Regions from separate parts of the Homo sapiens genome. Here regions 2 and 3 are each linked to region 1. The links are chromatin contacts, found by Hi-C in ENCODE. All regions are on one chromosome and are shown on one strand. Each heading gives the region's core, a stretch centred on a gene start or an enhancer-like site at or near the end of the contact. The rest is flanking DNA. Distances are from core to core; before and after follow the strand shown.

Region 1 (3,440 bases), core at 425-2,924:
AATGCCACGCCAGGCATCTGCAAGCAAGTCCTGCTCCCACCCTGGGGAATGAGGAGGGGCTCCTCCAGCCCCACCCCCACCCTCACCCTTGGCCCTGCTCCTCAGGTCCTAAACTGGAAGGAAGAAATTTTTGAGAAAGGAGGCCATCTCCCATGGCCTGGGCTCAGCCCTCCCACTGCCCAGAGACCTTCGCATCTCCAGCGTCCTCAGGAGCAAGGTACTGGCTGGTAAAGAAATCAGGAGCTTGAGATTCCAGTCCTGGCCATGCCACCAGGGGAATCACCTGCTCATTCTGGGCCTCAGTTTCCTGATTGGCAAAATAGGAATATTGTGCTAAAGGGGCACAAGGTGTTGCTGGCAGCTCAACAAGTGGTCTGGGCAAGCAGAGAACAGAAAGTGTTGGGAGTTGGGGCTAGAGAAGGTGTCAGGGCTAAGTTGACATTTGCACGGAGCTTTGAAGAGTGGGAGAATCTCTGATGAGGGCCTTGCGGCGGGGAAATGGTGTTCTAGGCAGAGGGGATAAATACCCTGAGCGAAGGCCAGCAGGTGCAGTGGTGACTGGGAAACCTAGCTCAGCAGCCTGTAGGATGAGGCCACGGACTGCCCAACCTCTCGGCTAGCCTCGCCCTTCTGAGCTCATGTGATGATCTGATTAGCATCTGACTCCTGACTAGTCTATGCAGTAGGGGACCTCATTTGTTTCAGTTGCTGCTCTCACTGTAGAGCCCTGGACAGTGCCTGGTGCGTCAGAGGTGCTCAATAAATATCCAGGAACTGATTGAGAAGCATCTCCCCAAACACTGTGAACTTTAGACAAGTGCTTGTTCCAACAACCGCAGTAAGAACCTCCCACAGACTCTAAAACAATGGTTTGCAAGGTGTGGTCTCTCGTGCATCACCTGGGAGCTGGTTAGAAATGCAAAGTCTGGGGCCCCAACCCAGACCTGCCGAATCAGAAACTCTGGAGTTGGGGTCCAGCAATGTTAACAAGCTCTAGGGGATGATTCTGCTCTGCGTCAAACTTTGAGAACTGGAGCTCTAAAACTATGACCACAGGCACCATGAAGAACATGTTTGCGGATGGAGGAGCGAGAATTGTGGCAAAGCCTAGCCTAGAACCCAGGTATTCTTGACCCATTCTTTTTCCCCAGCTCAGTCCAGGGCACAAAGAAGAGCAGAGTTCGATCATCCTCCCTGTCAGAGTCCTGGAACGGAGACTTGGGAACGTCAGGAGTCTACAAACAGAGGGCGGGGCAGTCCTCTCCGGAGTAGAAGGCGGGGCCAGTGCCCTGAGCCCCGCCCCATCCCGTTGCCCCGGGAAACCCCGGGTTGTAACAATAACCGGTGACGCGCTTCTGGGAGGGATCCTGTCGAGCCCATGGGCAGGACAGTCCAGCCGCGGACCAATGGGAGTGTTAGGGCTCCGCCCCCTAGCCCCCCCGCCTCCGCGCCGAGCAGGGGGCGGGGTCGCGCCAGCCGCTCCGCCCCTGCTCCGTAGGCGGCGCTGTTGCTTGCAGGGGCTGCGGCGGGGTCGCCCCGAGCTGGGAGCTCAGCGCCCGGTCTCCCAGCCCGCGGGCGGGGCACCTGGGCTGGCTGAGGATTCCGCGGCCGCAGGCGAAACGCCCCGCCCCCTCCCGCGTCGGGCCCGCCCCCTCCCCGTCCCCCGCCCATCCCGAGGTGCAGCCGGCGCTGAGCGCGGCAGGCGCGGGAGCTGGCGCTGGAGCCGGAGCGGCGGCGGCGGCAGCATTCACCGGGCGGCGGCGGCGCGGGCTCCGGCACCGGCTCGGGCTCCGGCATGGTGCAATCCGGCCTCGTCCCGGGAGAGCAGGGCCCGTGCGCAGGGCCGGCGCCCGGGGAGCGGCGGCAGCGGCGGTGGCGGTGGTGGCTGCAGGCGCAGGCAGGCGGCAGGTGCTAGAAGCGGGGCTGGGCGAGGTGTGTGCCCGCTGGGCTCCCGGGCCGCCGCCCCCTCACTGCCCAGGTCTTTCCCTCCCTTCGTGCTCCCCAGCGCGTCCAGCCCCCTGCCTCCGCGCCTCGGCCCATGGCGCCCCGCGGCTGAGACAGCGCCGCCAGGGACCCCTCCCGCGGGCCTCCCCGGGGCGTGCAGATCCCGGAGCCGCCCGCCCACCCTCCGCGAAGCCTCCCTCCCCTCCTCGCCCGAGCCGGGCGGGACCATGGCTGCGAAGCTGCGAGCGCATCAGGTGGACGTGGACCCGGACTTCGCGCCGCAGAGCCGGCCGCGCTCGTGTACCTGGCCCCTGCCGCAGCCTGACTTGGCCGGCGACGAGGACGGAGCGCTGGGCGCAGGGGTGGCCGAGGGCGCCGAGGACTGCGGGCCGGAGCGCCGGGCTACGGCCCCGGCGATGGCCCCAGCGCCGCCCCTGGGCGCGGAGGTCGGACCGCTGCGGAAAGCGAAGAGCTCTCGGCGGAACGCGTGGGGGAACCTGTCCTACGCCGACCTCATCACCAAAGCCATCGAGAGCGCCCCGGACAAGCGGCTCACGCTCTCGCAGATCTACGACTGGATGGTCCGTTACGTGCCCTACTTCAAGGATAAAGGCGACAGCAACAGCTCGGCCGGCTGGAAGGTGGGGGCGTCCGGCTGGGGAGGGGGCTGGGGACGCCGACTGGGGCTTCCAGGGGCTGCTAGGTGTGTTGGGCTCCAGGAGGGCCGTCAGAAGGAGGGCTTTTTGGCACCCCCCGGGGTCACAGAGTGTGCGCCCAGGGCGTGGGGCCGGCCAGCGGACGGGCGGGGGCGTACTGGGAGCAGCTGTGTGCGTGCTCCCTTGCGGGGAGGGATGCGGGGTGGGAGGTCTGGTAGGGTGACAAGGGACTGCCGCTTTGAGGCGTCCCCGAGGCACGTCCCCACCCTGTCCTTGGGGGCATAGCAGAGGAACCCATTCCCAGGCCGCGGACATTGGGGAGCCTCCCCCTCCTCCCCCAAGTCTGCTTTGTGTGACTCTTGTTTTACCCTTTCCACCAGGGCACCCTTCTTAGAGCGCTGGAATAATGACTTGGGGCCAATGCCGGCTTTCCCTCCCAAATCTCTATCATTGCGCTTCCTGGAGCTGTCCCCAGGGTGAGGAGTGTGACCATGGGCCCACAGTTCTTCTTGTGGTGCCAGAGTTCACCCTAGGGCACCAACCAGCCTGGAGTGGGGAACTCGGCAGGTGACCTGAGATCTGAGTTCTCCATGGGGTGGCTGCTGCCCCCCTTACCTAGATCAGGATGGGGGTCACTGGTGATGGCCCCTGCTGGTGTGAGGACAGGGTGTTGAGAGCTGGGGATCTGTCCATACCCACCCAGGATGCTTTTTTCCACTTCCCTAGCTGTCGGAGCCCAGATCCATTTAGGGGCTGGGGGAGGGGCAGGGTACCCCAGGGAGGCCTCAGTGCCAGCCAGTGGAAAGGGGGGAGCCACCTTAGGAGGGGACAGGGGCTTGC
Region 2 (3,440 bases), core at 459-2,958, 1.8 Mb after region 1:
ATCTATGGAAGAGGTAATAATTGTCCTCTGACAACTGGCTCCCCGTTATTGGGCTCATAGCTATCTTTCTAAGCCAGCTGAATATGCTTAAGTACAAAGTTTTGACTTTCCAGAGGAAAACTTCTATTTCTTACCTTCTGCATCTGCAGATCAGATTTGGCCATTTCCGCAAAATAATCAGTGGGTCGCTTCGTAGGGACTTTGAGCTGATGGAGGCGGGGTAAGACTGCAAGCACTGCGGCCTGGGCTTGGCGATAGCTGAGAATCGTAGGACAAAATGTGTAATGAGGTGAAGGAGGAGGCCTTACGTTCCTTTTCACCGCCAATCATGAGTTATCCAAGCTCAGAAGGACTCTCAAAATCTGACCTCCATTAGCAAGAACAAACAAACAAAAACTGTCTCACTGATTTAGTATCTAAAAGAAATGTAGCCGTATACTAGTTTTTAAAAAGGGGAGGGGTGTTGCTAAAAATAGTTTAAGAGAATGACTACTCTAAAGGTACCCATTAACACAAACGAATGTCGATTATGGATTCTTATGTAATTACTAAAGCAATTCCACACAAGAACATCCCATAAGCAATGTTTGTTTGTTTGTTTTCCTAATAACTGAAGCATGCACAAAAAGTTTTAACATGAATATTTCAAATTAGCCCATAAAGTGGATTTTGGATCGTGACCGTGGACCAAAGAGCTCTTCTCTCAAACAGGAAGAATCTCCTAGCTATTCTTAGTCAAAAGAAGCCGCTCTCTCTACTCCTAGGCTTATTCTGAGTGCAGACTTACTAATTTCCCCTCTTTCCCACTCTCCTGCACAAGGATCCTCAACTTCTCCAACATTTGAAAACAAACATACAAACTCATCTCTCGCTGGAAGTCGTCTTCTGGATCAACAGCTTTCTGGTCCTTGTTCTGAGGTGCTGGCGCCTCAGATCCACCGATCTCCGGTACCGGACCCAGTGTCACATCGAGCCTTTCAACCCATTCCAGATCCCGCTTGAATTCTGCCAAACATTGCTTCAGGCCATTCTAGGAAATCCAGACACTGAGCTCACAAGAAGGGAACTCTGAGTTTGTCTTTCCCAAGCACAGGCTGTTAGGCGAAGGGACAAAGTGCTAATCCCCAATACCCAGACAGGTAATTGACCCTCTTGGCGAGGCGCAGGGTGCATCTTTCCTGGGACAAGAATCGGTCTCCCAAGCCCAACAGCGCCTGAAGCGCATCCCATGTCCGAGTACCCCCGACCCTGTGCCCACGCTCACCACGTCGTTCACGGCCTTCTTCGGCCCCTCTAGCACGACATTGAGGCCTGGCTTCAGAAGCCCTCGGGAAAACGCATCCTGCAACTGCAGGACACAATCACGGTCACTCCCAGGGGTGTAAGGCCCCCTCTCCCACGCCCAGCCCCACGAGCTCGGCTGACACCTACCTCTCTGTCTGTGACAAGGGATTCATCGGATTCCGACTCCGAATCCGAGAGCGGGGGAGTGTCCATCTCGCCGCACGCACGTCCCACACCTACAGGAAGAAACGGGGTATCCCGAGACCCAAGCGGCTAGCAGAGGGCGGCCCTGGCCGCTGCTGCCTGCCTTCAGCCCCCTACTCCCACGCCGTGGCTCCACGTGCCACCGAATCGCTCCAGCGCCAGCAACTCACAGCTACTGCTCAACTTTTGATTGGGACTTCCGCTTCCGGCGGCAAACCATACTTCCGGTTTGTCGTTGCTATAGGAACCGCTACGGCGTTTGAAAGTGTCCGGGTTGCTTAGGATCCCTACAGGTAGCGCCTCTGGATACATGCGTGGTCTGCTGACCCAGAGAGAAACGAAAGGTGGGAGGGGGTACCTGGGGGTCGCCAGAAGGAGCTGGTAGCAGTGAGGGTACAAAGGAAAAGGCAGAAAAAGGAGCCGCGGGGGTGGGGTGGCGCGGAGGAGGACCCCGGGGGAGGGGAAAGGGGAGGGACAAGGGGAGGGGAAAGGGGAGGGACAAGGGGAGGAGAAAGGGGAGAGACAAGGGGAGGAGCAAAGGGCGGGGAGGGCGAGTCCGGGCCGGGGGCGGGGTCGGAGCGGGGCGGTGCTCTCCACTCTGAAGCGCTGCCTTGGTCTTCAGCAGAACTGTTTGGCGGGAGATCATGTCAGCCGTGGTAGCTCAGACGCTGCATGTTTTTGGTCTTCGATCCCACGTGGCCAACAATATCTTCTACTTCGATGAACAGATCATTATATTTCCTTCAGGAAATCACTGTGTGAAGTACAATGTGGATCAGAAATGGCAAAAATTCATTCCAGGTAAAACTTTTTCCATCCTGACATATACAGGAATGGTATGTGCCACATATAACCCCATAATCCCAGCATGATGATTGGAAAGAAAGATTTTGGCCAATTTGAATATATATGCAGTATTATAAATGTAGAGGAAATAAATGGCGACTTGTATTATGAAACTAGATTAATCAGTCACGCATATGTAGTTAAAATCACATATAAAATGTTAATTTAAAAGTACTTTTTTCACTGTAATTTCATGAAAATATGTTAAGAACCCCTCTTTTGGTGTCTTCAATATCACTGCCTTTGTCATCACCAGAGCCACTTTTTGAGTTGTCTAACAGTTTTCCTGAGCACACCACCTTCATTATATCACCGTTTGAATCCAAGTATGATGAAGACACTGTAAACTTTATCCCAAGTCGCAAATAACCATTTGTATAGCATTACAGCCCTTATTTTTGTTCACAGTGGTCCTGTTAATGATATTCATTATTTCAACAACCGAATCCATTTTCCCATTCTTTGTTGCATTGACACCTTTTATTGTGACATATACATACAAAAGAATGTACCCTACATATATGTCATATTTAAAGAATTACAATAGAATGTAGATCTGTGAACCCAGCCACCCAGCATAGGAAACAGAATATTACCAGTTCTAGTGCTTCTCCCTGTATTCTGTGTCTTGCTGCATCAGTTCAATGTCATGCTTTTGAGATTCACACATCTCGATACATATAGCCAAGTTCATTTTATTGCTATGTAGTGTTCCATCATATGAATATAATGTCTCAAATATATGTATTCACTCTAATATTGAGGGACATTTGGGAAATAACAATCATTTGCTATTACAAACTATACTACTATAAACATTCTTGCATGCATATACATTCATCTATTTGTGCAGATTCTCTAGGGCACACAGCCAGGACTAAAATTACTGAGCAATATGATAGTACCAATTTACACTCCCACTAGAAGTGCATAAGAGTTCTTATTCCTCAGCAACCCTGCCAACCCTTGGTATTGTCCAACTTCGTAATTTTTTGCTAACCCAATGGTTGAGAAAAGGAATTGTGGTTTTCGTTTGCATTTTGCTATCATTAATGATGATGAGTATCTGTTTATGGGCTATTCCTATTTAGTCGTATGTTAAATGC
Region 3 (3,440 bases), core at 407-2,906, 1.5 Mb after region 1:
TTTAAAATACTACTGTATATTGTTCAAGGATATCTATTAATATATTTGAATGTAAAAGTATAAAAAAAAGTAGTTGTCCATGGAGAAGTAAAAGGATGTAAGACAGGAAATGAACAAAGCAGACAGATAAACAAAACAAAGAGGGAAAAAGAGACCAGCAAGATTTTCCCTGACATTAAATACTAAAATAAAATACTTATGTCTGTATGTGGCTCAATATTGGCAGGGTAAAGTTTAAAGCTTTTTATTCTCAAGTTGATTGTAATCGTTGAGAGAACAAAGGAACACACTGGTGAGTTTAAAGCTTGGGCCTCTACCTGGCATGAGTAGCTGCTTTCCGCACCAAATCCAGAACATCTGTACTGGGGGTGTCTGACACTTGCGTGCTCTCTCTCATTCTGACCCCTTCTTTCCCCTTACATATCATTTTTTTTCCTTTCTTCCTTCCCTTGGGTCTCTTACCACAAAAGCTCCGCACCAGACTGGGGTTCTGACACTAACTTGGCATGTGATTCTGGGCTGCCACCTCACCATTCTGAACCTCAGTGTTGTCCCCTCTAAACCTGGGAGAACACCCATCCTGCCTGGAGGCAAGTATGGCTCGCTGTCAGTTCTCCTTTCTGCTGTTTCTCTATTCCAGCATCATCTCCAGCAGACTACAGGCATACAGAGCCTCCGCCTTAATCTCACCTCTGCTCTTTGTCTCTGCTTCAGCTCCTGCTGGGCTGATTTCTGTTTGGCCTTCTCAACTCTGCTGACAGATTCTTTAACTTTGGTTTTTTCTTTACGTGCAGGTGGATCCATGGCTTGACTTCTGGATATTTCTTAGGAGGCTCTGATCTGGGTGGTACAGAAAGAGGCAGATCTTCAAAACAAAACAAAACAAAAAATACCCTGCCAGTTACTCCTCTAATCCTTTAGCTCCGCCCCATCCTTTGCCAGGTGAGGCAGAGTGGTCTGGTGGCAAGGGCGCTGGATGTGGGGGAGTAGGAACCGAGTCCCAAGGCCACAACCTCGCTGGGTGTCCCTGGGCAAGTCTCCTCCCCACTTTGAGCCTTAGTTTTCTGTCTGCAAAATGGGTTAAGTGTTTTCCTGGCCTCCCTCCAGGAGCTGCTGTGTGCGGGTGAAATGCAAAGACCCCTGTGAAAGCGTTGCCCACTGTGCGGCGTGCGGCACCCAGCGCGGAACCGTCCTAATGGGACGCTGAGACCCAGAGGGCGCCCAGGGTTTTCCCACTGCGGCCGGCCTAACTCCGCCGCAGCAGCCGCTCCTGGGGCCAGGGGGCCGGGCCCCATAGCCAGCCGGGCCCGCCCCCCACCGCCCGGCCCCCCGACCCCGCCCCGGCCCGCCCGGCCCCAGGGGACGGCCCCCGCCTCCTGCCCTCTTCCCTCTCCTGGAGGAAAATGGCGGTCGCTGGAGCCGCCGACCAAGAGGCTTGGGAGTCTGTACCTTTCCCGACCGGGCCACTGGAAGTTGGAGCCTCCGCCGAGTCGCAGACAACGCCTCCGGGAGGGTAATCCTCGCCTTCCCCCGACCACTGGACCCAGCGCTGCCTGCCCACCGCCCCTCGTCCTGGGCGGGGCCGCGCGCCGGGGGGAGGGGCGCAGGGCCGAGCGCCAGGAGGCTTCCGCCCGCAGGAGCGGCCGCGCGTGCGCAGAGAGGATGGCTGGAAACCCGCGTAGAGGGCGGGGCGGGGCAAGCCGGTGCCGGGGCGGGGCAGGGGCGGAGCCACACCGGGGTGGGTGGTGGTTACGGCTAACCAAAGCTTTTTCCCGTTATATTTTCTGCAACAGCTACTAGGTTTTAGAGGGTGAGATCCGAATCCTGGAATTGGAATTGCTCAGAATTCGAATTCCGAGGCTCAATTTCTTAATTCGAAAAGTGGGGATTGATGATTGCCACCTTCTTCATTCATGAGTTTATTGGGAGGATCAAGTGAGATCCCGTTTGCCACAGTGCTTTGAAAAAGGAAATCTTGACAGAAGTACCAATAGCCAGTATAAATACAGAGAACATTCACGTTCAACTGATTACCGAGGAGATGTAAATTAAAATAGCTGGCTGTAATTTTCCAGGTATTACATTAGCAAGGATTGACAAAAATGATAATAGCTACCTTACATTTGGGCTTACTATATTCCAGGCACTGTTCTTACAGCTTCACATTTATTAACTAATTCCTCATAATAAGTGTGTATAATGTATACGTGTATATTATTATCCCCATTTACACATAAGGGAACAGAAGCATTGAAAAGTTAAGTGAGTTGTCCCGGGTCACACAGCTTCTAAGTGCTGGAGCAAATATTTCAGCCAGGATTCATAGGACAATGGCCTTATCCAAAGTAAAACCCTGTTTGGGTCCACTATTTGTTCCTCTATCAAACTGGCAAGAATTGAAACAACTGATAGATGCTAAGCAAGCAATGAACTCAGCCCAGATGGACACACGCTTCCAGTCAAACTGTAAATCGTTAACAGCCTTTCTGGAGGTCAGTTTAGTACTAGGTATCAAAAGCCTTAAAAGTGAGCACAATGCCCCAAAAAGACAAATACTGCATGTTTCCATTCATATGAAGTATCTAAAGCAATCAAAGTCTAAGAAACAGAAAGTAGAATGGTGACTGCCAGTGGCTAGGAGAGAGGGAAAAGAGGAATTGTTTAAAGGGTATAGAATTTTAGGTTTGTAAGGTGAAAAAGTTCTAGAGATCTACTGCACAATGTTTATTTTTTATTTATTTAATTTTTAAAAAATAGATGGGGTCTTGCTCTGTCACCCAGGCTGGAGTGCAGTGGTGTGATCATAACTCACTGTAACCTGGGCTCAAGCAATCCTCCCACCTCAGCCTCCAAAGTATCTGGGACTACAGGCACACACCATCATGCCTGGCTAATTTTTTAAAATTTTTTTGTAGAGATGGAGTCTCACTGTGTTTCCCAGGGTGATCTGGAAATCCTGGGCTCAAGTGATCCTCCTGCCTCAGTCTCCCAGAGTGCTGGGATTACAGATGTGAGCAATTGCGCCCAGCTTTTCCAAAATTTCTACAGTAAACGTTTATACTTTAGCAATCAGAGGAAAGTACATTAAATGTCTTTTTAAAAACCCTATACAAATGCTGATTCGATTATTATTAATAAAAGTAACCAAGTCAGAGTCTATTTCAGAAATCTTGATGTAGTACTGGTATTTTACATTTGTGTCACATGGTATGGTTTATAACGTTCATATAAGCTATGAACTAGATTACAGCTGAAGACACGGCAGGACCTTTAGAAGCCAGCTAAAAACAAACCAGCTATAGGGAATGGAGGAGTGGAAAAGCCACATGGAAGACTGGAAAAGTAGTGGTGCCACTGAGCCACTGTTGAAAGTGGAGAAGGTGTGATGAGTTGGTTTGGGAAACGGTGAGGAAGAGGATAAGTTAGGAGCGTGTGTGTGT

The links. Hi-C counts contacts between places; a loop is a spot of excess contacts on that map. Pooled maps may share reads with other maps.
Region 2: a loop to region 1 is called in a map of CD4-positive, alpha-beta T cell, with 4 times the contacts of the local background. The contact joins the promoter of CFAP57 here to the promoter of FOXO6 in region 1. A Hi-C loop is called at or near these places in 2 of 168 maps with a recorded cell type or tissue (CD4-positive, alpha-beta T cell and naive thymus-derived CD4-positive, alpha-beta T cell) and 6 of 50 pooled maps.
Region 3: a map of CD8-positive, alpha-beta T cell shows a loop between it and region 1 (5-fold over the local background). The contact joins the promoter of SVBP here to the promoter of FOXO6 in region 1. A Hi-C loop is called at or near these places in 1 of 168 maps with a recorded cell type or tissue (CD8-positive, alpha-beta T cell), 1 of 37 single-sample maps with no recorded cell type and 5 of 50 pooled maps.

What each region holds. Positions count from the first base shown.
Region 1 is chr1:41,359,760-41,363,199 of GRCh38, forward strand. It overlaps FOXO6 (forkhead box O6), which reads left to right and starts at 1,675. Exons shown (of 3, transcript NM_001291281.3): 1 at 1,675-2,585. The coding sequence starts at 2,172. RefSeq lists enhancers at 1,081-1,150, 1,218-1,512 and silencers at 1,311-1,970, 2,171-2,390.
Region 2 is chr1:43,170,622-43,174,061 of GRCh38, forward strand. CFAP57 (cilia and flagella associated protein 57) reads left to right here and starts at 1,709. Exons shown (of 23, transcript NM_001378189.1): 1 at 1,709-1,832; 2 at 2,114-2,289. The coding sequence starts at 2,133. EBNA1BP2 (EBNA1 binding protein 2) reads right to left here and starts at 1,669. Exons shown (of 9, transcript NM_006824.3): 1 at 1,432-1,669; 2 at 1,265-1,348; 3 at 858-1,030; 4 at 135-258. The coding sequence starts at 1,497. It overlaps MIR6733 (microRNA 6733), which reads right to left and starts at 1,091; the gene lies at 1,031-1,091. RefSeq lists enhancers at 744-1,380, 1,206-1,435, 1,381-2,016, 1,566-1,695, 1,776-1,825 and a silencer at 1,936-2,135.
Region 3 is chr1:42,815,741-42,819,180 of GRCh38, forward strand. SVBP (small vasohibin binding protein) reads right to left here and starts at 1,657. Exons shown (of 3, transcript NM_199342.4): 1 at 1,450-1,657; 2 at 691-840. The coding sequence starts at 804. ERMAP (erythroblast membrane associated protein (Scianna blood group)) reads left to right here and starts at 1,382. Exons shown (of 12, transcript NM_001017922.2): 1 at 1,382-1,513. RefSeq lists silencers at 531-600, 1,161-1,360, 1,511-1,800.